2 separate regions of the Mus musculus genome follow, and region 2 is linked to region 1. The links are chromatin loops, found by intact Hi-C in ENCODE. Cell type or tissue: left cerebral cortex. All regions are shown on one strand.

Region 1 (5,000 bases):
TCAAATTAATACCTATGTTCTTTGATTATTTTTTATTTTTATTTATTTATTTATTGGTTTTTCAAGACAGGGTTTCTCTGTATTGCCCTGGCTGTCCTGGCACTCACTCTGTAGACCAGGCTGGCCTCGAACTCAGAAATCTGCCTGCCTCTGCCTCCCAAGTGCTGGGATTAAAGGCATGCGCCACCACGCCTGGCTTTTTCTGATATTCTTATTCTTGTCTAAGCCCAGTGACAGATGCCAAATCCCTAAAAGAAGCACCAAAAGCTCTCAACACGTGGGCTCCTGCACACGTGTGCAATACACTCATCAGACATGTACACACACATGCTATAAAAATAAAAATAACCCTTAAGGCTGGAGAGATAGATGGCTCCTAGGTTAAGAGGACCCAGGGTTGATTCCCATTGCCCACACAGCATCTTACAATCATCAGGAAACCTAGCTCCAGGGGATCTGATACCCTCGCCCTGCACAGTGCACAGACATACATGCACGAGAAACACCCATATACATAAAATAAAATAGTTTTTCATTAAAAGAATTTTTTAACAAAAAGAAGAGGAATACTACATGGCCTTATTTATCTTAACCTACAGCAGAAATTCACTGCACTGACAGAATCATACTCATTTCTGGATTCAGGGGCAAAGAAAGTTAAATAGATAAAAGTCCCAAGGGATCCCTGAGAGACAAGGGACAGCTGATAGGATATTCTATGTGTCAGTTCAGGTAATAGGTACATAGGTATATGCATTTATTAAACCATCAAACACTAAAATTGATGAATTTTACTATATGTAAATAGAGCTAGTTAAAATAAGCATGTTAAAAAACTTTTTAGGCATATCAGAAGACTGCTTGTCATTTGGATGAACTGGGTCTGCATGGGAAAGCCAGGGACCAGAGGCAGGAATCAAAGCTCCATCCTGGACCGGGAGATAGAGCAATGGGTAACATGCTTGTGAGGTGGGCCTGCCAGCCCGAGTTCAGATCTCACAATCTCATGGGAGATTGTGGAGCCTGGAGCAAAGGAGGCATCTGCACCCCAGTACCACTGCTGGGAGTAAGAGGCAAATAGGGGAGTCTCTAGCACAGCGGTCCTCAATCTTCCTAACTTTAATACAATTCCTCCCATTGTAGTGGCTCCAACCAGAAGATTATCTCATTGCTACTTCATAACTATAATCTTGCTACTGTTATGAATCTCACTGTAATGTAAATATCTGATATGCAGGACATCGGATATGTGACCACCAAGGGAGTTGAAACCCACAGGTTGACCCGTGCTCTAGAAGGTGAGGGCAGCAAGGGTAGAGAGAGCCTGTCTTGAATTAGGTGGAGGGAGGGTGAAGACAGATCCATGAAAGTTGCATCTGGTTATATGTGTGTGTGTGTGTGTGTGTGCATGAAGGATATATATACACATACATATATATATACACACACATATATATACAGGATATGAAGGATGTGTGTGTGTGTATACATATACGAAGGATACACACACATATATGGCCTTATATATATGTATATATTTATATATGTATATATATGTATGTATATATGTGTGTACATGTGTGTATATATATGTATGTATATATATGTGTACATGTGTGTATATATATATGAAGGATACATACACACATATATGGCCATATATATATATGTATATATATGTATATATGTGTGTGTATATATGTATGTATATATGTGTACGTGTGTGTGTGTATATATATACACACACATGTATATATACAGGATATGAAGGATGTGTGTGTCTATATATATATGTGTGTATGTATATAGTGTACATGTGTGTATGTATATATGTATGTATGTATGCATGCATGTATATATGTGTGTGTGTGTATATATATATATATATATATATATATATATATATATATATATATAGTGCTTCACTTGAGTTTCCTCAAGTGAGCACGTGGGCAGAGGACGTAGATATCGTAGATATAGAGACAGAGGAAACAAGACCAGTAAATGGAAGGGCAGGTCTTATCACTGGCAGATATACCCAGAAAGCCAGAAGTTAGCTCACTGGTGAGCAGAGAGAGGTAATTGCTGACTGCAGCGAAGACCTGAGTGTCACGCTGACATGGGCTGGAAAGGCACAGAAAATAAAAACATCCTAAAGGGGAAGATGGATGGAATTTAGCCAACATTGGCTATGAGAGGGAGTGCCTCAGACAGCCTACGCTGGATCCGCGCCGCGCTCACGCACGCGCACATGGTGTGTGTGTGTGTGTGTGTGTGTGTGTGTGTGTGTGTGTGTGTGTGTGTGTGTTGTGGTGCACTCAGAGACAAGCAACGTGGGAGCTGCTAAGCTCGGAATACCCACAGGACAACAGGCGATGTCAGCAAGCGTAAAGGAGGGATGTAACACCAGGAGTCAGAACGCACAGGAAGCAACCCTTGCTCTGTGGTGAGCGCCCACGCTTGTCCTGAGCCGGTTTCCCTTCTGCATCCACCAAGTGCGCTCTGACTACAAATCCAGGACAGGTGGATCCCTACAGCAAAGCTTCTTGTATCTCATTGCTCTAACTAGATAAACGGTAAGGCTGGGCTAGGGAGAATGTCTGAATTTTGATGATCAAAAAGATCAGGGTTGAAACCTCTTCAATCTCTGTCCTACGGAGTGAAAGATGAAACAGCCCAAAGGGGCTGAAACATGGGCATGGCAGGCAGGAGCGGGTGCACCTTTTGCTGATGACCCACACCCTCCTCCGTTTCCCAGCGCCCTCTAGGCAGAGAGTCTTTTTCCAAGCGAGCGACCTTCTGGACTCCTGACGCAACAAGCTGACTCTAGGAGGAGGCTGGTAGGAATCCCTAATTCGGCAAGTGTGACGTTAAGATGTACACGTGACTTCCCAGACACGCGTACGCACTCACGCAGGAACCAGGGCAGCATCAGCCCGCCACCTTCTTCCGGGAAAGAAACAGCAGCTTTCCTAGAAAAGACACTAGGGCGTCCCCATAGGTCCATTCTGGAAGCCCTGAGGCCACTCAAGTCCCATCAGCATTCCCAAGGGAACACGGCCTTGAAGACTTTTGCAGGGAGGCCTGAGCGGAGACAATTGCGGACATCCCAGGAAGGAGACCTGCACCCGCCCTGCATTGCGAGCACTCTGCCACCAAGACTGCCAATCAGAGCGCCAGCCAATGTGAGCTGCGGACGGTTGTCATGGGAACAGGATCAGACAGTCTCTTAGGGTTTGAGTCTGCCTGTGCCTAGCCCCTGGGATCTCATCGCCCAACAACTTACATTGTTGCCACACCAACCCCAGTAGAATCTGTGTGACAAGTTCCACAAACTGAGGCTAAAGCTTCAAAAGAAGGAGGCTTCCTGGAACCAGTTGTGGAATTCTTGGCCGGAGCAAAATATTGAGCCGTAGTTCTCATGGCAATTTATCTGTTTTATCTTCTTCTATTCCTTTCTTATTTACAAGATGCTCCTGATAGCCTAGGATGAGATTTTAATCGAGAAACTGGATAAGAAACCATCCCTTGAGATGGGGTCACTAGCCATGACCTTATCTCCCAGAAAACATAAATCATTTACAAAATTACAAAATAGTATTATGATAGATTCAAAACTTTCCCAACAACAAAATTTCACGTGGCTACGTGTGTGTTGTCAGAAGTGGGCTTTGGTATATGGTAAAGAAAGACTTAAATAAAAAAGAATTAAAATAGAATTTAAAATTCACACCTTGAAGATTCACAAAAAAAAAAAAAATCAGGTACTAGATGTTAAATAATAACTGACCATAAAATGTATTAACCCGCTCTTGGAAATATGCCATTAGCCTCGGATGATTTTGTGCTTTGCTGTGCCAAATAACAATGATGTTATCTGTCCAATCCGTGATTGCCCCACTAAACACATCTTCTAAGAGTTGTAATACTTATTTCATTATGCATAAAAATCCTTGCTTGAGAGCTAAAAAATACACTCAGATTCAAACTGCCTCTGTGTATGTTTCTGTTGGTCGCCGCCAAATCCTTACCCATCTAGCCTTCGAAGACCCTCGTTCCGGGGACCCCCATATCTGGCTGGGGTGGCCCATGGCACAGTGTGTTTTGCAACCACAGCCCAGGAGGGTTGAGACCTGATGCTCAGAAAGATGAGAGCTTTGCCCCGCCCACGCCTAGAGCAAGCATCTCAGACCCGTGCTATCGCCTCACCTGCACCTTCCTCCCTGGTCCTACTAAGTGACCTTGAGGTCAAAGGAGATGGGTCTGCCGTGTGCTCTTCAGCACTTGTTAGGAGTGAACAGTATACTTGGTCCCCTGTCCAGGTGACACCAGTTGAACCCCCTCCTTGTGCCTGACTGGGCGCTGTTACTGGGCCCTTCGTTGAGAGCGTGCACCCTTGCACCCACTGGGCTTGGAAGAGGGAAGATGAAGCCCGAGCAGGCTTTCCCTGACTCTTCTGAGGCGCTCAGCAAGTGTCGCTTCAGAGCGTTGAGTGCACCTGGCTTGAAGTCAGCCCTCTCCTTGTGATGTATGAGTATTTTTTGTACAGGTCAGTGTTTGCTCTCCCCGCAGCTCAGGTCAAGGGGAACCCATAAGCGGGAGCCACAGTGGCAAGAGCTTGAAGCATCTGGTCACAGGGCACCCACAGTCATGAAACAGGAGGAGGAATATTTGGTGGTGTTCTCCGTCTAATACAGTCCAAGATCCTCTGCCTAGGGAATGGTCTCGCCCACAATGAAGGCGTGGGCTCTGCTCACTTCACTGAGCACCATCAAGAGTGCCCCACAGGTGTACGCAGAGACCCATCTCCCAGGTGATTCTAGAGTCCGGGAGCTGATAAGCTTTCTCTTGGTTCCTGACCTTACCTTTCTCTTGCTCCTCTCCTCTCCCACCCACTTCCCAGCATAGCCCGAGCGCTATGCTGTCTGTGCCTTTCCCAAAAGACAGCAGGTCCCTATCAGAGGCACAGCCAGTGGGCTCTGAGCGGGAGTTCCAAAAGG
Region 2 (5,000 bases), 59 kb before region 1:
AAAAAATGTTTTAAATCAAAAAACAATATCAGAGAACCCGCACCAATGTACGCAAAAGAAAAAGAAGGAAATAGAGAGACCCCATGGTTTAAGGAACCCAAACCTGCCAGAATGAAGAAGGCATGTTAGTCAGTCAGCGATCCACTGCTGTGACAGAATGCCTAGGGAAGTCACTCCAAGTGGGAAGAAGTTCCTGCGGTTTCCGGGCGTCTGAGGTTTCTGTCCATGGTTACTTGGCCTCGTTGCTTTATGACTGAGGTGAGGTAGAAAACAATAGCTCATTTTGAGGTGTTTCCATGCATCTACATGGGCTAGTCAGGGGGGTTGCTTATTTTCAAGTGAATTATTAGTTATTTTTAATGTGTGTTATGTGCACATGAGTGCAGTTGCTCATGGAGGCCAGAAGAGGGCGTCAGCTCCCCTGAAGCTGGGGTCACAGGCAGCTGTGAGCCAGACATGGGTGGTAGGAACTAAACTCAGGTCCTACGGAAAAGCAGCAAGTGCTCTTAACTGCTGAGTCGTCTCCACAGCCCTGGATCATTATTTTTTAATTGTAAGCATTCTGCTTGTGTCCTAGATGCTAGATGCTTAGCTGATAGATCATCTCGACTATTTTCACCATTCCTTGGTGTCTTTCCACTTTGTTGATAATGACATTTAATGCATAGAACGTTATTCTGATAGAGTCTTATTGCTTCTACTTGTAGTATCTTAGTAAAGCATCCACTACCAAACTCAAAGCCATCATGGCAAACTGTTTTCTTCTATCAATTTTATATCTTTAGCTTTCTTACTGAGATGCCTTTTTATATACGGGTGAGGTAGGGAGTAATTTTTTTTTTTTTTTTTTTTTGCACGTATACACCCAGTTGTTCCAGGGGCATTTGCAAAGAGGCTGTCATTTCCCATGAAGCAATTGTGACACCCTTACTGAAATTGAATGGTCACGGTGACTGTGACTATTTCCAGACTCTCAACTTTATTACTTTATTGCATTGTTTAAGTGTGAAAAGCCATTCAGAGTGACCAAGACGGTTCTCATCAGGAGGTGAAATTCTCTCATGTCTGTTCTTTCCCATCTGCTTCAGCCATGTGGGGCTCCCATGATCCCTTTCTGCTTCAGCCATGTGGGGCTCCCATGATCCCTTTCAGCTTCAGCCATGTGGGGCTCCCATGATCACTTTCAGCTTCAGCCATGTGGGGCTCCCATGACCCCTTTCGGCTTCAGCCATGTGGGGCTCCCATGATCACTTTCGGCTTCAGCCATGTGGGGCTCCCATGATCCCTTTCGGCTTCAGCCATGTGGGGCTCCCATGATCCCTTTCGGCTTCAGCCATGTGGGGCTCCAGTGACCCCCTCTACCTTCAGCCATGTGTGGCTCTCATGATTCTTTCTGGCTTCAGCTATCTGGCTCCAGCCATGTGGGCTCCTGTGATCTCCTCTGAACTGGCTGCTGGAATTTTCACAGAGACGACAGTAAAGCTGTACACTTTGGGTAGTATTGCCATCCGAACAGTATGGAGGCTTCCAACCTGTGAACATAGCATGTAATTTGGTTTATTTAGGTTTTTTTTTTCAGCATCACCTTGTATTTTTCTGCATGGGAATCTTTCATTTCCTTAGCTAAGCTTATTTTAGTCTTAGGAGTCTCTTTTTTAATATTATTTTTATCTAGTCTCTGAGAATTTCATAAAGGAATATAGTGGAGTTTCATCATATTCACACACATACACACACACACACACACACACACACACACACACCCTCCTCCGCTCTCCTCAACATGCCACTCTCTCAGCTTTGTATCAGTTCTTTCAACCCACTGAGACCGATTAGCGCTGCTCATATGTGTATGGCTGTGAGGCCATTCACTGGAGCGTAGGGTAATGTACTGAGAGATACACCACTAAAGTTATTTTTAGTCATATACTGATTATTGAAAAACACCTTAAATGATCTAAAATCTGATACATGCCTCTTATGTTTAGTAAAATGATTTGCCACTGAAGTTACAGAACGGCACCACAGAAACCTTCTCATTCCAGGGAATTTAAACCAAGAGGGCGCGGGGGGTCCATGACTTATCAAACAGCTATTAACTCTATGTTACTCTTTCTAATATATATTTATTCTTTGAGAAATAATACGGGTATACAATGTATTCTGGTAATACCCAGCCCTTACTCTTAGCTCCAACTCCTCCCAGACCCCTCCATCATGGCCCGATCCCAGTGAATTAATGCTGCCTGTATGCTCCTGGGTGCGGGGTGAGGCCACACAGTAGAGCATGGGTACCAGGAGCCACACCCCTGAAGAAAACTGACTCTCCCCCTGAGCAGCCTCCAACTACCAATAGCTCCCAAGCTAGAGGCGGAGCTTTAAGAGCCAGTCCCTATCCACACAGAAATTTTGACCGCCATGGTCTTGGGTAGATTTTGTGAAGGCAGCCATGCTGAGAGCTCATGAGTGCCACAGCCCTGTCGTGTCCAGAAGACACTATACCCCAACCTTCGGCACTTACAAAGTGTCCTCTCCTACAAAGTCCCAGGCCTCGGGAGGAAGTGTGATGTCAATGTTCCACTAGGGGGCGCCTGTCAATCTATTGCATGTGCTGCTCACTCTCTCTCATCCTTAAAACTGCCGCAATGAATCAACCTAAGGTCAGACTGGGACACTAGACAGCAGCAGGACACACTGAGAGTGGGCTTCCTTAAGGTAAACTGCCTCTCACTTGTGCCGGTCCCCAACCCACCATGAGATCATTCAAAAAGAGTTTCCTCCTCCTGAGGTTGGCAAAACCAGCAAAGGCAAGTTCAAACCGCATGATGGCTCCCAGCAAGTCTTGGTCCAACCCTTCACATTTCCAACATGGGGAACCAGAGGACCCTCGGGGCTAGAGCGATGGTGGACAGTATGCAGGAGAGTCTCTGCAGTGTCCTAGTGGGAACAACACGTCCAGGGACCAAGCAGGACACCGGGCTCTCAGGTCTTCAATAGGACTACAGCCCAGGCATGGAGTCAAGCCCATAAGATGGCATCTCCTTTGAGTCCAGCAACATATGGGGAAACTGAATCATCAGGTCTGTGTCTACCCTGCCTCCCCAGACTCCACAGCTGAATCCTGAGACAGTGGCTAGAACATGTGACCCTGCTTGACAGCTGTCAGTCTCTTCTCTGGTCAACCCTGTTAACCCTCCTCTTGTACCAGCTTTCCTTCACTCTGACCCTCTCTTCAGTCATGCCCCAGGCCTGCCTGTACACCAGAGTAGGAGTAGCCGCTGTGCCCTGCCTTGCCAAGCACGAGAGCTTTGCGGCCATGAAAAGCGCCCCACCCCTGTCTAACATCTTTGCATCCCCGTCCGTGATGTATTGTATTCTCAGCTATGGTTGGGAACAGCCCCATCATTACACACTATTCTTTTGGAGTGATATAGTCCAGTCTTGGATGCTATTTCCAGGATGCTCGGGGGGAAAAAAAAAAAAAAAAACAGTGAGGTCTGCGCATGACTGACAACTGTCGGGCTCCTCGAGGGCCCTGACAGCAGCGTTTTGATGTAGCTGAAGCGAGTTTTCTGAGCAGACTCTTGGCTTCTCTCACAGAGCAGCCAAGCAGCCCACGCCGGGAAACTATTAAAAACATCTCGTTTGAAAAAAATGAATTAGGAGTATTCCCTACTTGGTCTCTGGCTAATGTAAACACTGAAAACAAATTAATCCTTCAGGGAGAAGAGAGGAGGAGGAGTTTTATGTTCTGAATGTGGGCGCCAACATTTACAGGCAGAGACTTCATGGCTGGGGAACAGAAGGGAAAGGGGGAGGTCTGGGCAATGGATGTTCTGGGCTCAGCTCCTAAACAGCTGAGAGTCAGCACACGCCGCTGCTGCCTCTGTTTCCCCATCTGCACCAGGAATGGCCTCTGAAGGAAAGCTATGTGTGTGTGGCTGGCTGCCTTTGGCCTGGCCATGCTTTTTCTACCCTGTGGGTCTTGTCTCTGATGCTCACCTTTCGGGTGTGCTAGGGAAGCGATACCCAAGTATGTGTTCCCGTTTCACCCATTCCACAGACAAGCCAAAGAAAAAGAAAAAAATAAACCTCTCCATTGTCACCGCCCACTTCTGCAGGGCTTTCCAAATCCATCGAAAGTCGTACACAGCCAGTCCTTTCTGCCTGCTGCAAAGTCCCAATTTTCTGCACTGCAGATATTTCAGGACGGGCTTTAAACAGCTGCGGCTGCGCAGTAACAAACTTAACGGAGAAAGCCAGCAAACGTGGGTCAGTGTTTCCAAGAGACGTCAGTTTTCTCGTCACTACTAAATTGCAATGTCATGCTTGTCTTCCGGGACCTAACGCTCCTGTCTCTCCATTGAATTCGCCGTGCGTTTCTATCAGACGCTTGCAATGGCCCTCATCTTGCTTTTATTTTCCACTTCATCTCCAAAATGAATGTTTCAGTCATGCTGTGGCCACTATGAAATCAGTTAATTGGGCCCTGACTGCGCACGGCCATCGCCCCTGGCCAACTGTATCGCAGCAGCTCTGTCTGTCCCATTTGTAATAGTCACAGATGCACACTAACAGAAACTAGAGCCTTGTCCCAAGAAAAATCAGTGTGTTTCAAAAGCGAGTCTCCACGCTTAAGCCTAGCTGGCTTAGCACGTTCGGTAGTCTACAGGTCTGAGTGCAAACCTGGCTCACCACCCTGGCAGCTTGCAAATCCCCACAGGGAAGATATAATCATAGTGTTGTGAAACACGGGCTTCAGAAGGCACTGTTTGCCCCCCACCCCCCCGAACCTGTGTCCCAGGACTCTTCCAAATCAGGTTTTAGCACACACGGGTCAATTAAGAAAAAGTACAGCCTGGCTTCACGGCCTTCTACTTCCTACTTCTATTAACAAACTTTTCATACAGAATAAGATGGCAAAATTAGACATGTGGGTTTTTCTTTTCTTTTTCGACAATCCAGAATGTTAGGGTCACCCCATTGTCCACTACTCAGCC

Evidence for each region. Peaks named below come from ENCODE experiments on the same cell type or tissue, not always from the same donor. Only the 100,000 strongest peaks of a DNase experiment are listed, where the experiment ranks them.
Region 2: it touches region 1 in a loop (5-fold over the local background); 1 of 42 quality-filtered maps calls a loop at or near these places.

Annotation. Positions count from the first base shown.
Region 1 is chr16:94,722,319-94,727,318 of GRCm38, reverse strand. It overlaps Gm41507 (a long non-coding RNA gene), which reads left to right and starts at 2,175. Exons shown (of 2, transcript XR_876285.2): 1 at 2,175-2,576; 2 at 2,759-3,991. In left cerebral cortex, a CTCF peak has its summit at 2,955; DNase peaks (open chromatin) are centred at 2,364, 2,408, 2,901, 3,151 and 1 more place; H3K4me3 peaks cover 1,548 bases; H3K27ac peaks cover 1,145 bases.
Region 2 is chr16:94,781,482-94,786,481 of GRCm38, reverse strand. All of the region lies in intron 3 of Kcnj6 (potassium inwardly-rectifying channel, subfamily J, member 6), which reads left to right. Among named protein-coding and RNA genes, the nearest start is that of Gm41507, 59 kb to the right of the region's middle. In left cerebral cortex, CTCF peaks have their summits at 410 (motif pointing right) and 2,573 (motif pointing right); DNase peaks (open chromatin) are centred at 2,980, 3,066, 3,774, 4,181 and 1 more place; H3K4me3 peaks cover 780 bases; H3K27ac peaks cover 2,173 bases.